2 separate regions of the Homo sapiens genome follow, and region 1 is linked to region 2. Evidence: chromatin contacts called from ENCODE Hi-C or POLR2A ChIA-PET data. All regions are on one chromosome and are shown on one strand. The core of a region is the stretch at or near the end of the contact, and the rest is flanking DNA. Distances in the headings are between cores, read along the strand shown.

Region 1 (3,942 bases), core at 296-2,795, 480 kb before region 2:
ATTCCCCTCAGAATGGGACTGTCATAGTAGAGGGGACCTCAGGGGTCCATCACAGAGGTTCAGAATCTCCAGGATAAAAGACCCTATACTGCTTGGTACCAATGTTATCGACAGACGGTGTGTAAATGACAGCCCTCACTTGGTGCCTCAGCATCCTAGGGCCCCTCTGAGTCATCTGACATGACAGGGAATCTCTGCTTCCCAACATCAAGGGACAGGGACAGGTTCAAGCCAGGGCTGGGTGTTGGCATATCCCTCCACTCTGCAGCCTTGTCAGTTTTATCCACTAAGGCCATCCAGGAGATGATGCCAAAACCCCTCTTGGCCTGGCCCTAATGACACTCCTAAGGCCCAGTCCTGTATTTCCAAGTTACCCAGTCACCCGCCCCTGAACTCCTGGTATCCACTGAGACCCGAGACCACATTCCCTTCAGAACTGGCTCCTCCTGATTTCTCTCCCTTCCAGGTACCACCATTCTTGGGAGCTCAGATGTATCTGACACCTCTTTCCAACCATCAACCAAACTGGTCAGTCACTGAGTTCTGTCCCCTCTTTGAGACTCTCTGCTTTTGTCACCCTCTTTTTCACTATTCCCATCATCACCCCACAGAGCTAAGGCAACAGGCTCCAAACCAGCCTCCTAGTAAGGCTGACAGCCAACAAACTACACCATTTACACACACACACACACACACACACACACACACACACACACACACACACAGTGCATGTACTCAAAAGCAAGAATCCAAAGTCCTTAGGTTGCATTGTGAGGCTTCCATTCAGTCCTCTGTGCTTGAAACTTTCACAACACTCCCTACTCCACCCCCTCCAGCCCGCAGGAACCAGTACCAACCCAGTCTCCTGGTCCTTTCCCTGAACTTCAGTCTCAAGCAACTCCCCTCTCCAAGGAGCTCCCACTTGCTTCCTGTCTACATAGCTTCTCGTGTGTCCAAAATATTTTCCCCTCTGGTTTTTTCCTCTGGTTAGGTTTTACTGCTTTTGACCTAGAGCCACTACAGGACTCAGAGAGGAACTAGCAGAACTCATTTATTCAAGATCTTTTTACTGCATCTCCACCATGAGCTGGTGAGAGGGTGAGTGACTTCAGAGTGAGTGCCTGTGCATAAAGACATCACCGTGACAGAGACAATTTCGGGTACAGAACTCCGAATGAGGTGCACAACAGGTCTGCAACTAGAAAACTGTGTGGGTAAAGCCCAAGAAGGAAACACAGAACTGGCAAATGGAGAGAAATCCTCAGGTAGTTCTTGCTGCCGCTGCCATTTGGATGCTTTGCTTTTGCTCAGCTGAGTACACATAAATTGAGATTACAATAACTTTAGCCACTTGGCACCCATATCTTGATTTCTAAGACTACACTCCAATAAAAGGGATGAGGGTTCTGTGGAGAAATGGGTGATTCTAGGGCTGGGATAGGAGATACACAAGATGAGCCTGGAGTATCTTGCAGTGCCAATAAGGAAGTACTCAAAAATCAAACAACCCACAATAATGGAGGTATGTCAGAGGAACACGAGCTAACTGAAAGAGCCCCCAGTGGCCAAAGCTGGAACAATCTGAGCAACACAATGAATACCCTAGTACTGGATTACATAAAAGTTGATCATATGGATTGGGTTATTCCTGTCATATCCAACTAAAACAGAATCAAGAAGCCAAGCAGGGACAGAGCACCCTGGGCACGTAACACTGCCACAGGAAGGTAATTCTCCGCAAGTCCAGCTGCTGAAACTGCCTATTGTGACCTGAAACCAGTTTTATCTAATAGCTACTGAAACAAGCTGCTGTGAGTCTAAGAATAGTTTTACACTCACCAATCAGAGCTTGCCAGCTCCTCGAAACATTACTAGTACCAATGAACTGTCTCTCAAAACAATGGGTAACATTTCTGCTTTTTATAAAACCTCCAACCTTCTTTGTTCTTCAGACATATGGAAGACCATCCAGTCTGTGTATATGCCCAGAACTGCAATTCTTGCTTCCCAAATAAAACAGAGAATTGTCTCTATATTTGACTCAACTTTGACAATTATAACCCAAATAACAACAACAACAAAAAAACCATTGAGTCCATATTGATATAAATGACTAAATAAATAAGACAGGCCAGGCATGGTGGCTCACGCCTGAAATCCCAGCACTTTGGGAGGCTGAGGCAGGCTAATTGCTTGAGTCCAAGAGTTTGAGACCAGTGTAGGCAACATAGCAAGACCTTGTCTCAAAAAAAATAAATAAATAAGATAAAATAAAAATTGATTCTGTCTCTAAACACTGTCAAGGTCATCAAAAACAAGGAAATTCTGAGAAACTCACAACCACAAGGAGCCTAGGGAGATATGACAAATACACATAACATGGTATCCTGGATAGAATCCCAGAACAGAAAAAGACAATTAGGTTAAAAACTAGGGAAATGTGAATAAAACATGGAATTTGGTGAATAATGTATCAATTTTGGTTACAATTAACACACTACAATGTACCATGGTGATTAACATGTTAACAACAGCCTGGCAGGAGGTATCATATGGGAGAACTTCAGGCACTCTTTGCAACTTTTCTGTATATCTAAAACTATTCTAAAATTTAAAAGTTTATTTAACAAGCAACCTTAGCTCTGAATCAACTAGTCTTTGCTTTTTTTCCCCTTTTTTCTTTTAAGAGCAAGGATGGTAAGCCACATTTTATATCTCCACAGTACTTAGCTATCCCTGGCCTCTGTAGGCGCCAATCACTGCACATTTGTGGGCTGGCATTTGCTTCTAGACTCAGCCTTGCCCGCCCCTGTCACTGGCAGAGGCCACTGTGCAGCATTCCAGGTCAGGGCCCACAGATTCCTCCCACATCAGCTCCCTCCAGGCTGAGGCCATGAGAGGAGTACCATCAGACACCCAAGAGGCGGTTAGTGTTTGCAGAACCCTCTCTGCCTTGCCTTTTATGTAATCTGGCCTTCTAAGAATTAATTTTACTCCTGGACTCCTGATGTAACCTGTATGCAAAAATCCAGCCCCACACCCTAAAAGCTCTTTGATCTGGACCAGGTGTTCCTCACCCCAGACCTCAGGCCCTGTGGGCAACTGAGGAACTTCTGCCAGAACAGGAACCCCTGGGTTTCCACGCCTTTTTAGGCCATTTCAGATGCATCGCTGCTTTGGGGACAGGGAGGGTCAGGAAGGTGTGGAAAAGTGAAGCCTCATCTTTCAGAAGATAACCAAGAGCAAGGAAAGGAGAAAGACAGAGGAAGCAAAGCAAACAGAGAGGACAGGGAAGCACAGGCCTAGACAAGGAAGAGGATTTTCCAAACTTCCTAGACTTTTGGGACCCCAGAGAGTTCACAGCAGCTCTGCTGCTTCACACAGCATCACCAGCATATATCTGATTCTTACATTACAATATTTGTGCCTTCCATAGAAATGGGCCCAATTAATGAGTGAGACTCCAGGAAAGAGCATCAATTAGTCAACACAATTACAGTACCCCATGAAGTATCCAGAAAAAAAGCTAGAAATCCAACTTTCCATTATAGAGAGGAGAAACCTCCTCCCAGAGACCCAAGGAAGCAGTAGCCTGTGCCCTACTGTGTGGGACTCTGGCAAATCTCCCACTGAAGGTCCTGACTCAAAACTTTCAAGCAGGCCTGACTCTAGTTTAACCTTTTCATCTGGAGGCCCCCTCCCCTTATTTGAACAAGCAGTAAAGAAGAGTGTCTGGAAATCACAGCAACTCTTTCAATAAAACTTAATGTTTATGAAGAAAAATACTCAATTTAAGTGGTTAGCAACCAGCAATATTTTAGTACTTTAGACACGATATTTCAAATAGATGTCTATTTTCTCAGTCACAGATTCACCTCAAGAAAGTTTTGTATTATAAAAACAAAACTCTGTAACCATTCCAAGGGTGATGAATCAAAAAAG
Region 2 (3,735 bases), core at 74-2,573:
AAAAGTTCTCAATCCTAGCTGCAGGTGAGAATACACTGACGCCCAGGCGGGCCCATGTTTAAACTCTCTGGAGAGTGACATCAATGATATAGATGAGTCTGTGTCACGGGGCCTCCTCCTCTGTCCATGTCCTGAAGGAACTCAGCCAGTGTGCCTGCAATACGTGTCAACTGCCTCTCTGAGCATCAAGTCCCGTGAGGGTCCCTGAGCCGTGATGGGGTTGCTGGTCCCCTGCGTTCTCCACCCTCTCGTAATCATGGTTGTGTCCACTGCATGCCCCCAGTCCTGTTGTAAACTTAAGCTTCACCACAGGCAGGGAAGAAAGACACTTTCTCTTTAGACAACTGGCTCGGCTAAAATGTAAATATGACCTTTGGGAACTGCTAACCTGACCACCCGAGGGTTGATTCCAGTAAAAAGAATATCTTCATCATTTTCACTTGCAGAATTACAAAGACATGACAAACATCGCGTTCTGTTTTAAACATCGTCACCCAGAAAGCTTTACCCCGGCTTTGGAGTCAGAGTCTGCTGGGATGTACTTGTTGAAACCACTTCTTTCGCATGTGGGAGGCTACACAAATTCCTGTGGTTTTGGGACCTTCAGTTTCTTCATCGGTAAAAAGAATGAGGGGGCTGGACTGGACTTTTGGCTTGTGGTCCGTGGGATACAGGGTTCAGACCTCCAGGAAACTCTCCAAATCAGGGCCTTTGCAGATAGGACCCAGGCTTTTGTATTTTAAGAAGCCCCCACAGATGATACTGACATACACTGCTGGCTACTGACCTCGATTACTTTAATTCCTAACATTTTATATTAAAACCCCCAGTTTGCAGACAAAGTAAAACAGTGTCTAATAATAGTGCTAAAAATTCCCTCACAAAATTTTAGTACTATGATTCCATTTAAATTGGATTTTTTCAATTATTTAGATAAATAATTAATTTATAATGAAAGAAATCCAAGTACCAACGCTGTATTAACCAATATGGCTCTAATATATATATACTCATCATTTAAGTGAAACAAAGTACTTGGTTTAGGAGGAATACTAATAAGAAATGCCTTAGTTAGGAAATGTTCTAAAACATTCATGATGAAAAAAGGGCAGTGTAGGAGTCTCCAAGCAAAACTACCTCATTTCATTACCAAATCATTAGACCTCAGAATCAGGTCTTACATCAGGGATGAAAATAAAGAACTGAAACTTACCCTGGAATTGAGAACAGAAACTGAAGCCATGGCTAAAAAGCAGAAGATAGCTGTAGAGAAAGCACCTTCTTGTCATAGCACCCAGTGGGTGAGCAAGGAAAAACTGATGAAAGGAAAATCCTGGTGGGCGAGGCTCAGGGTGCCACTGAGTGCTGGTCTCTCTGGCCTGTGTGGAGAGGCAGGAGCACTGTCTCAGCATCTGAGGATGAACTAGACACTACACCCCAGCACAGGTAGGGCGCACCTCAACTCCGACCCCTCACCTCTGGGCAAAGGTGGGGCAGGACTACAACTCTAAAGCTATTAAGTGCCTCATCCTGTCAAAGTCAAGCCTCAGAATAGAAACTGAGTTGACTTATAGAAAAATGAAGTTGTTTTTCCTTGCACATTTGTGGACTGGTACATATATATCCCCGCCACAGAGTCGCTGTGGTCGTTAGCTTTGTTTAACTCTGCTCTTTGGCTCAAATGGAGATCTTGGCATACCCTGAGTACCTTCCGGCTCCTTCTTTTTTTTTTTTTTTTTTTTTTTTTTTTTGAGATGGAGTTTTGCTCTTGTTGCCCAGGCTGGAGTGCAGTGGCGTGATCTCAGCTCACCGCAAACTCCGCCTCCCAGGTTCAAGCAATTCTCCTGCCTCAGCCTCCTGAGTAGATGGGATTACAGGTGTGCGCCACCACCCCAGCTAATTTTGTATTTTTAGTAGAGACGGGGTTTCTCCATGTTGGTCAGGCTGGTCTTGAACTCCCGACCTTAGGTGATCCTCCCACCTCGGCTTCCCAAAGTGCTGGGATTACAGGCGTGAGCCACCGCGCCTGGCCTTCCTGCTCCTTCTACTTCTTCAAGTATAGATTGCTCCTTCCTCCCTCCATTAGCAGTGGGAGAATTTATTCATTCACTCCCTCATTTCATTCATTCGTTCTATAAACACCACATGTCAGAGACAACACAAATGTCAGGCACATGTCAGGCAACACGTCAGGCAACACACATAATAGCAGGAGGCTGCGCATGGTGGCTCATGCCTGTAATCCCAGCACTTTGGGAGGCCAAGGCAGGCATATCACCTGAGGTCAGGAGTTTAAGACCAGCCTGGGGAACATGGTGAAATCTTGTCTCTACTAAAAGTACAAAAATTAGCCAGGTGTGGTGGTGGGTGCCTGTAATCCCAGCTACTCAGGAAGCTGAGGCAGGAAAATCGCTTGAACCCAGGAGGCAGAGCTTGCAGTGAGCCAAGATCATGCCACTGCACTCCAGCCTGGGCAATAAGAGTGAAACTGTGTCTCAAAAAAAAAAAAAAGAAACGGAAAGAAGGAAGGAAGGAAGGAGAGAGAGAGAAAGAAAGGAAGGAAGGAAGGAAGGAAGAAGAAAAAGAAAGAGAAAGGAAGGAAGGAGGAAAGAAAGAAAGAAAAAGAAAGAAAGAAGAGAAAGAAAAGCAGAGAACAGGACAAGTTCCTTTTCTCCTGAAGACTACATTTTGAAGGTGAGCGACAGACAGTAAACAAATAAATATATAATGTGTCAAGTGGTGACAAGTGCTCTGAAGATAAATATAGTAGGGAAAAGGAATGAAGAGAGACAGGAGGCAGATGCTATTTTAGAGGTGGTCAGGGAGGCCTCTATGTTGACCTGACATTTGAGCAGAGAGGTCTGTGAACTTATAAAAATGCTTTATACACAGGATAACCACAGATAATCAGCCAACTGGCACAGTAGGGGAACTATTCCCTCAGCAGTACACCCAGAGCCTTGTCACAGTGTAAGGCTGGATCAAATGACCTCTAAAAGAGGCGTAATTGCCAGCTGGGTATGCATCCCCACTGATGAAAGGGAAGCTGACCAAAAATAAAAACTGGTAGCACTAGAAATGGGCTCCCATTCAAAACAATGTTCCTGTAAACATATATTGAATTACTTATCAAAAGAGTAGACTGACAAAATCTAAATACCTAAAACTATCCAGAGTATTTCCCAATCATGTTTTTCCTTATACTGCATTGATCCGAAAATGTCGAGGAAAGGTTTAGAAATGCATGCTCCCCCAGGCACAGAGGCTCACTCCTGTCATCCCAACACTTTGGGAGGCCAAGGCAGGAGGATCACTTGAGGCCAGGAGCTCCAGACCAGCATGGGCAACATTGCAAGACCCCATCTCTACAAAAAAATTTTAAAATTATCAGGGCATGGTGGCATGCACGTGTAATCCCAGCTACTCAGAAGGCTGAGGTGGGAGGATCCTTGAGCCCAGGAGTGCGAGGCTGCAATAAGCTTTGATTGTGCCACTGCACTCCAGGCCAAGCAACAGAGCAAGACCTCATCTCTAAACAAAAATAGAAGTTCAAGGTCGCAATCATGTTCCAAGATTCCACAGAGACACACAATACGGCTTATGGAAGGCCTCCTCTCAACTGCAAGTGAGAAGCAGAAGGTGTGTGGAGGGTAGACAATGAGACTTCATGGTCAGGCGGGCCTGTGTCTGAATGGAACTGAGACAGGGATGTTAAATAACTTGCCCAAAAGCACA

The links. Hi-C counts contacts between places; a loop is a spot of excess contacts on that map. ChIA-PET counts read pairs that join two places held with the same protein, here RNA polymerase II (POLR2A). Pooled maps may share reads with other maps.
Region 1: a pooled map shows a loop between it and region 2 (4-fold over the local background). The contact joins two enhancer-like sites. A Hi-C loop is called at or near these places in 9 of 37 single-sample maps with no recorded cell type and 4 of 50 pooled maps. POLR2A ChIA-PET finds 5 or more read pairs at or near these places in 1 of 52 experiments (activated CD4-positive, alpha-beta T cell).

What each region holds. Positions count from the first base shown.
Region 1 is chr2:98,485,719-98,489,660 of GRCh38, reverse strand. The region is part of intron 1 of INPP4A (inositol polyphosphate-4-phosphatase type I A); the gene reads right to left. Among named protein-coding and RNA genes, the nearest start is that of INPP4A, 43 kb to the right of the region's middle. RefSeq lists an enhancer at 1,599-1,678. Within about 2 kb of position 1,545, at least 5 of the 41 ENCODE cell types and tissues checked have a DNase peak (open chromatin) inside an H3K27ac peak, as active enhancers do.
Region 2 is chr2:98,010,364-98,014,098 of GRCh38, reverse strand. No RefSeq gene overlaps it. Among named protein-coding and RNA genes, the nearest start is that of TMEM131, 16 kb to the right of the region's middle. RefSeq lists an enhancer at 1,068-1,527. Within about 2 kb of position 1,323, at least 5 of the 41 ENCODE cell types and tissues checked have a DNase peak (open chromatin) inside an H3K27ac peak, as active enhancers do.